Linked DNA regions of Homo sapiens: region 1 is linked to region 2. A link is a contact called in ENCODE Hi-C or POLR2A ChIA-PET data. All regions are on one chromosome and are shown on one strand. The core of a region is the stretch at or near the end of the contact, and the rest is flanking DNA. Distances in the headings are between cores, read along the strand shown.

Evidence for each region. Hi-C counts contacts between places; a loop is a spot of excess contacts on that map. ChIA-PET counts read pairs that join two places held with the same protein, here RNA polymerase II (POLR2A). Pooled maps may share reads with other maps.
Region 1: a loop to region 2 is called in a map of posterior cingulate gyrus, with 6 times the contacts of the local background. The contact joins the promoter of CCR10 here to the enhancer-like site in region 2. A Hi-C loop is called at or near these places in 2 of 168 maps with a recorded cell type or tissue (dorsolateral prefrontal cortex and posterior cingulate gyrus) and 4 of 50 pooled maps. POLR2A ChIA-PET finds 5 or more read pairs at or near these places in 1 of 52 experiments (activated CD4-positive, alpha-beta T cell).

What each region holds. Positions count from the first base shown.
Region 1 is chr17:42,678,672-42,684,333 of GRCh38, forward strand. CCR10 (C-C motif chemokine receptor 10) reads right to left here and starts at 3,172. Exons shown (of 2, transcript NM_016602.3): 1 at 3,129-3,172; 2 at 218-1,946. The coding sequence starts at 3,152. The coding sequence ends at 882. It overlaps CNTNAP1 (contactin associated protein 1), which reads left to right and starts at 3,860. Exons shown (of 24, transcript NM_003632.3): 1 at 3,860-4,225; 2 at 5,150-5,251; 3 at 5,365-5,558. The coding sequence starts at 4,159. RefSeq lists enhancers at 477-1,325, 1,326-2,174, 3,393-4,011, 3,955-4,004, 4,265-4,314 and silencers at 2,560-2,854, 5,100-5,394.
Region 2 is chr17:42,404,936-42,410,375 of GRCh38, forward strand. It overlaps CAVIN1 (caveolae associated protein 1), which reads right to left. Exons shown (of 2, transcript NM_012232.6): 2 at 1-453. Among named protein-coding and RNA genes, the nearest start is that of CAVIN1, 16 kb to the right of the region's middle. RefSeq lists an enhancer at 1,376-1,425. Within about 2 kb of position 2,741, at least 26 of the 41 ENCODE cell types and tissues checked have a DNase peak (open chromatin) inside an H3K27ac peak, as active enhancers do; they include dorsolateral prefrontal cortex, where a contact is called at or near this core.

The sequences.
Region 1 (5,662 bases), core at 1,922-4,421, 270 kb after region 2:
CTGGATCCCAGGCCCTTGCCTGCAGAGAAGTTTTTTCCCATATCCAACCTCTCTCTTTCCGGCCAGCTCAGTGCATTTCCTCTGACCCAGTCCCCAGAGAAGATGGAGAACAGCAAATATCCCTCACCCCCACCACACCCGTGATAACTACTCTGGAAATTTGCAGATTGCAATCCCTCCTAGGTTTTTCTTCAAGGTGGAAAAACTTCAACTCAAATTTTACAATTCATTTTTTCATTTTTTCTTTCCATCACAGACACTAGGAAGGGATTGTAAAGTGGTTATGAAATCCAAACGCCCACCAAAAACGGGAATCCCCTGCCCCTCCCCCTCCCCCCACACCACGCAAAGGCCCACAGCGTCCCCGACAGTCTGAACATTCCAATAGCGGGAACTCAGTATTTGCTAAGGCAGCCATTACTGGAGAGCGCTCTGGTTGTTAGAAAGCTCTTCCTTACAGTATTGCAAGAGGAACCACCGCCCCTCCTTGCCTGGCAGCTTTCCCACCTCACCTCTGTTGGCTGAGGCCAGGTGACGGTGGAGGGGGTGTCAGTGGCTAGAGCTTTAGCAGACTCAGCAGCCCCCCACCCCCACCCAGGCCCTCAGCGTCTTCCACTCAGAGAGCCAAGCGCGGGGCAGGGCGGGGGGTGGGGCGGGGGCGGGGTGTTAACCCACCGGTTCTGCCCCGCCACAAATCACTTCCAAGTCGGTGACTCAAAAATAGTAACAGTTGTTGGGTTGCATCTCATTTCCATGTTATCAATTTAATGTGGCAAGGCACAGAGGTAGTCCCTTTAGGTCCCTGCCTCTTTCTCAGTGTTCCCCCACCTACTCCCCTTTCCCACGACCCTCAGCCTGCCCCCTCCTCTAGATTCGCAGCCCTAGTTGTCCCAGGAGAGACTGTGGGTCTCCGTGGGAGCTGAGCAGGAAGAAAGGCGGGGCCGGCGGGGGCAGCCGCGGCGGGGTTGAGGCCCTGAGGGGCAGCTCCCACCCCGTAGCAGCCTCCGCAGGTCCTGGCGGAAGCGCAGGCCCAGGAAGGCGTAGAGAACGGGATTGAGGCCACAGCGGGCGAGGGCCAAGCCGCTGGTCACCAGCAGTGCGACATCCTTGCGTTTGCTGGCAGGGCAGCTCCGCTCGCGCGCAGCCAGTAGATCGGCAGTATCCAGCAGCAGGGCGAGGCTGTAGGGCAGCTGCAGCACCACGAAGGCCGCCACCAGAGCCACCACGACGCGCAGCGCACGCCGGCGCTCGGGCCCCCTGGCGGCCAGCAGCGTGCGGCCCAGAAGCGCGTAGCAGGCTACCATGACGCCCAGCGGCAGCGCGAAGCCCAGGGCCACCTGCGCCACGGCGCTCGCCCCCTTCACCGTCTGCGTGAGGCCCTCGGGGAAGATGAGGCGACAGCGTCGTTGGCCTTCCCGCTGCCCATCCTGGCTGAAGAGCAGCGCAGGCAGCGCCAGGAGCAGTGACAGCAGCCACACGATGACGGAGACCAAGTGTGCGCGGCCGGGAGTGGAGGGCCGCGGCCCGGCTGGGAGCGCTCGCGCGATGGCCACGTAGCGGTCGGCGCTGATACAGGCCAGGAAGAGGAAGCCGGCGTGGAAGGAGGCCGAGTAGAGGCCAGAGATGGTGCGGCAGGTGGCACTTCCCAGACTCCAGCCCTGAAGAGCCCCTGCTGCCGCGAAGGGCAGAGTCAGGGCCAGCAAGAGGTCGGCCAGGGCCAGCTGGAGCAGGTGGGCAGAGGTGGGCGAGCGCGCTGCGCGTCGGGCTGCCAGGTGGGTGGCCAGGACCAGGCCATTGCCGGCCAGACCCAGCGCAGCCACGGTCAGGGAGACACTGGGTTGGAAGGCCCGGCTGAAGGCCTGGACATCGGCCTTGTAGCAAAGCTCCGGCAGTGGCTCAGCCGAGTATGCGTCCTCTTCATCCCCAGAGTAATGGCCCCAGGAAACCTGGGAGGGTCAAATGAGAGGCGGGATCTTATGAGACACATCTGACCACACAACTCCCCCGCCCACACTTGCCTTCCAAGCTGAGAGCTCCTGTGTGGCCAGATGTAACAGTACACGGGGAGACATAAGCTCTTCTCCAGACTCTTCCTAGCACACCTTCAGCAGGCCTTGGCTTCCCTTGCACCCCTCCTACCTCTGCTTCCAGCTTCCTGGGTGACCTTGAGCAAGCCACTTGCTCTTTCTAGACCTCAGTTACCTAACCTGTAATGTTGAGATTATAAATCCTGACCAGCCCACCTCTCAAGGTTTGCTGTGAAGATGGCAATATGGAAAATAATGGATGGGGAGAACCTGTGTTCTCCAAAGGCCATAATACAAAGTTTGTATTATTATTATTATTTATTATTATTATTATTGGAGACAGAGTCTTGCTCTGTCGCCCAGGCTGGAGTGCAGTGGCACGATCTCGGCTCACTGCAACCTCCGCCTCCGGGTTCAAGAGATTCTCCTGCCTCAGCCTCCCAAGTAGCTGGGACTACAGGCGCCCACCACCACGCCCAGCTAATTTTTGTATTTTTAGTAGAGATGGGGTTTCACCATGTTGGCCAGGATGGTCTCGAACTCCTGACCTCAGGTGATCCGCCCACCTTGGCCTCCCAAAGTACTGGGATTACAGGCCTGAGCTACCACGCCCAGCCCAAAGTTTGTATTATTAATAAATCCTACAGCTTCAGTTCCCTTTGCAGCGCCCTCTCCTGGAAGGATGCCCATATGCAGGCTTTGCCTCAGACCTGAGCCCTGGACTCCAACCTCCGTCTGGAGTGGGTTTCTGTTTCTCTTCTTTCCCTTCCATACCCACCTTCCCTGTACCTCCAATACCAGCACACTGAACCACTCATGCCAAGGGGGTCTCCAGGGTTGGGACTCAGGTTTTCAGGGCCCAGGTGGGACCCTGGACCTCTAGGTTCAACCCGCCTTTCCCCTCAGCCCTAGTCCCTGTCCCACAACCCCAGCCTCACACCACCAGCCCATTTATCTGGAGGACCCCTAGTCTGAGACAGCGCCAAGAATCCTGAATAAGCCATAGGATGGCAGAGGCCCATTGCCAGGTGGGGAATCCCATTCCTTCCCTGTCTCCTCCCTCTCTGTAACCCTTCTCCCCCTCCCTGCCCCCACTCCCACCTGCTCTGTGGCCTCCGTCCCCATCTCTGGCTACACAGGTTTCTGAGGTATAGCCACAGGGGGTAGAAGTTAAACTACTAGCGGGACAGGAAGGAAGAGGCGGGGAGAGGGGCCGAGAGGGAGGTGGGGATTAGGGTCTACGGGGTCACTTTCCCATTCCACCTCCTCCAAAAGACTTCACTCTCTTGTGCAGGATCTGGATTTTACGAAAAAAAAAAAAAGAAGAAGAAAGGAAGGAAAGAGGAAAGAAAGAAAGAAAGAAAGAAAAAAAGGAAGGAAAGAAAGAAAAAAGAATGAACGAAAGAAAGAAAAAATAATTTACTGTCTTTGTCAGTGAAGAAAGAACGGGCTTCGGAATATAATCATTTGCTGTGTGATATTGACTAAGTTTCTTGACCTCTCTGAGCCTGAGGTTTTTCATCTGCAAAGTGGAGTAGGGCAAAAATGCTAAATTCACAGTGCCCAGCACCACTCCTAGAGCATAATTTGCCTTCCGAAAATGTTAAGATTCTTTTACTTACCCTTCATTCCATTTCCAGGCACCCCTCCCCCAAACCACCTCCCTTTTCTTGAAATTTTCAGGATGCTTCTGGCCCTAGGTTCCCTGTCCTCACTCCTGTGGCCCTAGTCCCGGGCAGCCTCGGGTTACTTGGGGTTTTCCCGGTGGCGAGAGGCTCTCTACCCCCGCCCTTTCGCAGCAGGGCTGAGGCACGCGCTTGCGCGGGGTCCGGGAAACCGGCGCGTGCCAGGAGACAGAGGCTGGGGAAGGGGGGAGGTGAGAGGAAAGAGGGTGGAAAGGAGAGGATAGAGAGAGAAGAGCGGAGGACCAGGAACCAGAGAGAGAGAGAGAGAAAAGAGAGAGGAGAGACAGAGCGCTTGGGGGCGAAAGGAGAGAGGGAGGGAAGGGTGGGTAAGGAGGAGAGAGCGGTCTGCTGCAAACCCCAGGAGGAGAGCTTGGAGCCCAAGCCAGAACTCGAGCCCTAGCCGGAGCCGTTCACAGGGAGGCGGCTGCCGGGACCGTCAGCCCTGCATGATGCATCTCCGGCTCTTCTGCATCCTGCTCGCCGCGGTCTCAGGAGCCGAGGGCTGGGGCTACTGTGAGTGTTGGGCTTGGAGGCAGGTGGGGTTGGGCCCAGGAGTCCAGAGCCTGCAGGGCGGCCCCGAACCGCATTGCGGCTGGGTGGTCGCGGGTCCTTCCCGGCCGGCGCGCGCCCGCTGGCTCTCATCTTTTCCTGCCTCTCCCCCGCGCTCCGCATTGCAGCTCTGAGGCTGCCGCGCGCGCCCGGGGCTGGGGCTGGGCTCTGGGAAGAGGATGAAGTCAGCGGGCAGGGATTTGGGGTTGGGATCCAAGCAGGAGCTGGTGCCTGGGTTTGAGGCTAGGGCTGGGGGATAAGTGTATACTGGTGACCGATACTAGGATTAAGGTTTTGCCAGGGCTTAAGGCTGGACTTTGGAGCTGGCCAAGGGGTGGGGTTTGTGGCTAGGGCTGGGGTTTGTGGCTGGGGCTGGGTTTTGTGGCAGGGATCCAAGCAGGAGCTGGTGCCCCTGACTGATGCTAAGGCTGGACATGGAGCTGGTGATGGTGCTAGCACTGGCTGAGGTTGGGTGCAAGGCCTGTATTTGGGGATGGTGCAGGTTTTGGGGGCCGAGTTGGATTGAGGCTAGGGTTGGAGCTGGATTGGTGTCTTGGGTTGACTTAGGTTGTGGAAGATGCTGAGGTTTAGGATTGAGTTTGGGAAAGTACTAAACCAGGGCAGGTATTGGGCTAGCTAGGGAGGGTCTGGCCTTGGGCCTATAGGTGTAGCCTAGGGGTTTGCCTAGAAGGAGAAGGTAGCCTCCTCTGAGCATGCAGCTGTTGCTGCAGCCAGGATTGAATAGATGGCTTTAAGGTAGGGCTGGGTGTGCCTCTGGGGGCGGGGGTTGGGGGCACGGAAGGGGAAGCTTCGGTCGCTAAGTGGGCCGGCCTTTGGAAGGGTCTGGGAGGGGCCAGCGCTGACTAACAGTCGGTTTCCCTACCCTAGACGGCTGCGACGAGGAGCTGGTGGGTCCCCTGTATGCACGCTCCCTGGGCGCCTCCTCCTACTACAGTCTCCTTACTGCGCCGAGATTCGCCAGGCTGCACGGTGAGCTCCGCGGAACATCAGCTGCCAACTGGCAGCGCACCGCGGAAGGGTGGGGGCCTCCGGAGGACTTCGGGGAGAGGGATAGCCGGTTAAAGCTCCTGTCCTTTCTATAGGCATAAGCGGGTGGTCACCACGGATTGGGGATCCGAATCCCTGGCTCCAGATAGACTTAATGAAGAAGCACCGGATCCGGGCCGTGGCCACACAGGGCTCCTTTAATTCTTGGGACTGGGTCACACGTTACATGCTACTCTACGGCGACCGAGTGGACAGCTGGACACCGTTCTACCAGCGAGGGCACAACTCGGTACTCTGGGCGCCAAGGCGGTAACACTTGGGGAGCTTCCTCTGCTCCAGGCTCTGGGCCGGGCACCAGCCTCTGGGAAAATGGAGGGGGTGGTGGTGAGGGCT
Region 2 (5,440 bases), core at 1,491-3,990:
GTACACCACGTGGTCGGGCGTGAAGGATTTGCGCAACTTGTCCCGCGACGTCTTCAGTTTCTCGCGCCGCTCGGCGGGCACCAGGCGCGTGCCCAGCTTGTTCATGCGCTTCTCCAGGGTGTGCCGCGTCTTCTCCAGGTTTTCCTTGGTCTTGAGGCGCGTCTTCTCCAGGTTCTCGCGGGTACGCACCTTGGTCTTCTCCATCTTCTCCTTGGAGAAGGCCTTCTTGAAGTCGTCCACGCGCCGCAGGCCGCTGCGCTTGATACGCTCTGCGCGGGACTCCTCAATAACCTCCTCAACCTCCACCGCCTCGTCCGACGAAAGCTCCAGCGCCGCTGCGTCCTCCTCGGGCCGCTCGCCCTCGCCCAGCTCCTCGCCCTCCTTCTCTGGCAGCGCCTCCGACTCTTTCAGCGATTTGCTGATGCTCAGTTTGGCCGGCAGCTTCACTTCATCCTAAGGGAAGAGGAGAAGGGACATGAGAGGCGTCGGAGGAGGCGGATGTGGGCGAGCCTGAGTCAGGGTGGTGACGATCCTGGAGAGAGGGGAGCATGGGACGCTCGTGGTCCCCAGGAAACTGGCGGGCGCTCAATAAATGTGTGTAGGCTCACGCCTGTAATATTAGCGCTGTGGGAGACCGAGGCAGGAGGATGGCTTGAGTCCAGGAGTTCGAGACCAGCCTGGGCAACATATCACCCATCTCCGGCCCCCCAACCCCGCGTCGCCATTCTTTCTCTCTCTCTCTCCTTGTTTTTTTTTTTTTTTTTTTTTTTAAACGGAGTCTCGATCTGTTGCCGAGGCTGGAGTGCAGTGGGCGCGATCTTGGCTCACCGCAACCTCCGCCACCCGGGTTCAAGCAATTCTCCTGCCTCAGCCTCCCGAATAGCTGGGATTACAGGCGCCCGCCACCACGCCGGCTAAATTTTGTATCTTTAATAGAGACGGTGTTTCTCCATATTGGTCAGGCTGGTCTCGAACTCCCGACCTCAGGTGATCCGCCCGCCTCGGCCTCCCAAAGTTCTGGGATTACAGGCGTGAGCCACTGCGCCCGGCCTCGCGCCGCCATTCTCTAAAAAACATGTGTGTTGAACGAATGGTGACTAAACAGACCGCGGGAGCAGGGGACCAAACTTCGGGTCGGAGATGGGGTTGCGTAATAATTGCACTTGGGCTAAAATCTCTGTGGTCGTCCAACCCTGTCCTGATCCCTTTCCACCCGTAGATGATATTAAACCACTACGGCCCTCGGGAGACACAGCTCCACTTTGGAAATGGGCGGAGCGCCCTCTGGTGCCGCAAATCGCACACTGCCCGAGCCAGGCCGAAAAGCAAGTGGTGGGAGTGTCTAAGTTGAAAGCGGGTAGGGGTTTGAGCCCACAGCTGCACCTACCCACCCAAGCAGGTAAAGTAAAGGAAGTGCATTTCCTAGACTCAAGCTATTTCTTTTTTTTTTTTTTTTTGAGATGGAGTCTCGCTTTGTCGCCCAGGCTGCAGTGCAGTGACACGATCTCTGCTGACTGCAACCTCTGCCTCCCAGGTTCAAGCAATTCTCCTGCCTCAGCCTCCTGAGTAGCTGGGACTGCAGGCATGCGCCACCACACCTGGCTAATTTTTTTGTATTTTTAGTAGACTCGGGGTTTCACCATGTTGGTCAGATTGGTCTCGAACCCCTGACCTCAAATGATCCACCCGCCTTGGCCTCCCAAAGTGCTGGGATTACAGGCATAAGCCACTGCTCCTGGCCTCAAGCTATTTCAGAACCAGCCTTAGAGATGGAGAACTGTGGTCCACCCTCCCCCACCTCCACCTTCTTTGACTCCTTCATACTGTTTGGCTCCACCAGTGGTCATTCTCCCCCTCCCCCACATTTAGAAATTGATATTGGAAAGAGGAAGAAGCTGGCTGGGAGCCACGGACATGTTTTCTCCCCAGTCTGGACATTTCTTCTGGTTGTGACTTCCCTACTTTGGGATAGAAGAGAGATTACTTTTCAATTCTTGCTTTCCCTACCCCCTGCCCCCAGCACAAAGCCTGAGCTCAGGGGTCTAGGAGTAGGATGGGTGGTCTCAGATTCCCCATGACCCTGGAGCTCAGAACCAGTTCTTTGCTTTTCTGTCTTCTCCTTGGAGGACTTAGCACCAGAACTGCTTTCCATTCCGGGAAGATTTTCCAAGATCTTGACTCTGGCCAACATTTCAGAATCTCTGGATCACTCCCTCCCCCACCTCCACCCTCATCAGAGAGCAGGGGAGGCTGAGCACAGAAAGGGAAAGGGCAGACCAAGATCATCAATAGGATCTCTTTGGCCCAGACTCCCTTTAGTGACTTCAAATGAAGGAACGAGAGATAGTCGCTTTTCTAAAGGGTTTTCTGAAGACCATTTCCCAGAATTATAAGAAAAATCCTGTCCCCTAAGAAATTAAGGCAACATAAACTGAGTCCTCTCACTGACACCACACACACACACCCCTATACATAGGCTGCTCGGTATCTCTGCACCACCTGCTACAGAAATTCCTTCCCCAGCCCCCAACCTCTTTCCTCTTCCCTCCCATCAACATCCCCCCAGAGTTTCCTGGTTTACACTGAAAACTAGGAACACCCTCTCCCAACTTCCTTCCCTTCTTGTCAATAGCATTAGCAGGGACAAAGAGGGAATGCTGGCTCCACCTCTTCTCTCATCTGGGCATCAGCTCTGCTGGGCACCAAGCCACCTCCAGCTCTCTGTTACCCAACTACACCTCCCAGCAGGCAAGGTGACCTGGGCACAGGGCATGCTGGGACTTGTAGTCTCTACCTGCCATAGACGGCTTAGTGCAGATCATGGGCAATCCTAGGGCATTTTGTTTATCCCTCTGCCTCTTATCATTCACTGAGGCATTGAAGGGTGTTTTCCTTGTTCTGAGTGTAGGAGAGTCTCAACTTCTCTTTGCATTCCCTCTGATTTCCAGTCATTCACTTTGGGGCTCCTACAATCACCCTTACCCTGCCTGCTACTGGAGTGCATATCATTTAAGACTTATACATCATTGTAGGATCTAAACCCTCTTCATCCATCTCCACCCAGAATTTACCTGCAGCCCCAGTATATATATATATTAAAAAAAATTCAGCTCTGATCTTTCCTTCATAACCTCCCAGACTTAAAAACCCACCCACGCCCCACCAAAGGGTGGAGAGAGCCCCTCCTTTCACTAAACTCAGACAATGTGAATAGGCTAGGGAGGGATTAAGGGTGACAGGCAGGGAATAGTCAGGAAACAGCCCCAGCTGCTGGAAAACAAATCCACTTTGTCTCTCTGCCCTACCCCCAGCATCCCCCGCTTCTCCCCTACCCCTGCTGCCTGCTCCACCCCACCCCTAAAGGCTGAGCTGGCTGGTTTTCCTGGCCTGTGGCTTCCTAGATAAAGGTCTTTGCCAGCTGAACTTGGAAGTGAATGGGACTGGGGAGAGAGCTGCAGACTTCTTATAGCCAATGCCATCTTCCTAGTGCCTCATGAAAGGTCTCAAACTACAACATAAGGAAGCAATCCTAGTGAGAGGAGGTTTTTGTTTTTTAGTTTTTTTGTTTTTTTTGAGATGGAGTTTTGCTCTTGCTCCCCAGGCTGGAGTGCAATGACACGATCTCGGCTCACCGCAACATCCGCCTCCTAGGTTCAAGCAATTCTCCTGCCTGGGCCTCCCAAATAGCTGAGATTACAGGCATGTGCCACCACACCTGGCTAATTTTGTATTTTTAGTAGAGACGGGGTTTCTCCATGTTGATCAGGCTGGTCTTGAACTCCCAACCTCATGTGATTCGCCCTCCTCAGCCTCCCAAAGTGCTGGGATTACAAGCCTAAGCCACCGTGCCCGGCCTTTTTTTTTTTTTTTTTTGAGACATGGTCTCACTCTGTCACCTAGGTTGGAGTGCAGTGGCGCGATCTCGGCTCACTGCAACCTCTGCCTCCTGGGTTCAAGCAGTTCTCCTGCCTCAGCCTCCCAAGTAGCTGGGATTACAGGCATGCACCACCACACCTGGCTAGTTTTTGTATTTTTTGGTAGAGACAGGGTTTCACCATGTTGGCCAGGCTGTTCTCAAACTCCTGACCTCAAGGGATCCTCCCACCTCGGCCTCCCAAAGTGCTGGGATTACAGGCACGAGCCACCGCATCTGGCCATTTTTGTGTTTTTGTTTGTTTGTTTTGAGATGGGGTCTTGTTCTGTCAACCAGGCTGAAGTGCAGTGGCATGATTACAGGTCACTACAGCCTCAACCTCCTGGGCTCTAGTGATCCTCCCACCTCAGCCTCCCAAGTAGCTGGAACTACAGGCGCACGCCACCATGCCCAGCTAATTTTTGTAGTTTTTGTACAGGCAGAGTCTCACTATGTTGCCCAGGCTGGTCTCAAACTCCTGGGCTCAAGTGATCCCCTTGCCTCGGCCTCCCAAAGTGCTGAGATTTCTCGCATGAGCCACTGTGCCTGGCCAAGGGGAGGTTTATTCCTGGATTTAGAAATCTCTCCAGACCAGTAAGGGATCTGGGGGCTCTAACCCCATTCATCGTAGGCTTCCCCTGGAGTGACGGCTTACACCATAGGAGCTGCCTTCTTGGTGGAAGGTCAGGGGACAGGAGACGAAACAACTTGAGCTGAATCCTGGGATGATGTCCAATAGGCTGGCTCTGGAGAGGGTATTTCACCATTAGCTTTTCCTCTCCACTCCAGGCCAGGTTTCCCCCATGACTCACAGCCTTGGAGTGCTGTCTTGGTCCCACCCATCTGCTTGCTGGTACAACCACCACAAACACAATCCAAAATCATCTCCCTCCACCCTGGGCACACAGGCCAGGCACCCTTGTCCCACCCCTACTTCTCTGGCAGAGCTCCTAAGCCAAAGGAAGGACCTCAGGGGATGGCAAGGAGGGACGGCTCTGCTTGTTCTGTTTCTCGTTTTTATTAAACAAAACCACCACTCCCAATAGGCTTGGTTTCCAGAGTTACCTTTAATGACCAGCTCTGAACAAAAGCATTACAGTTCCCCCTGCCCTTTGCCAAGCACACATAGCTCCTCAATCCTCGATGGATGCAGAGGAGCCACAGGGAGGCTCCCAGCCTCTTCCACTCCACCCCCCAACCCTGCTGTCTAAACTCGAGATCTGGCTTAGGAAGATTTTTATAAGATTATAATGTCATTGAGCACCTATTACACATCTGGCCCTTGGCCAGGCACTTCACATTTGTTAGGGAGAAGGGACAGATGCCACATGGGTCTGGGTAGGAGGCTCTCTTGACTTAAGGCTGACCAGCTCTAGGTCCCCAACCACTGCCTGGGAATGGCTGGAGGAGACTGGAGAGGTAATTCAGAGACCCAGGATCTGCTTAGAGTGTATGTTAGAAGAGGGTGCAGAGGAGGGGAGAGGTGAAGGGGAGAGAACGTCTTTAAAATTCAGGACCTCTGCTAGA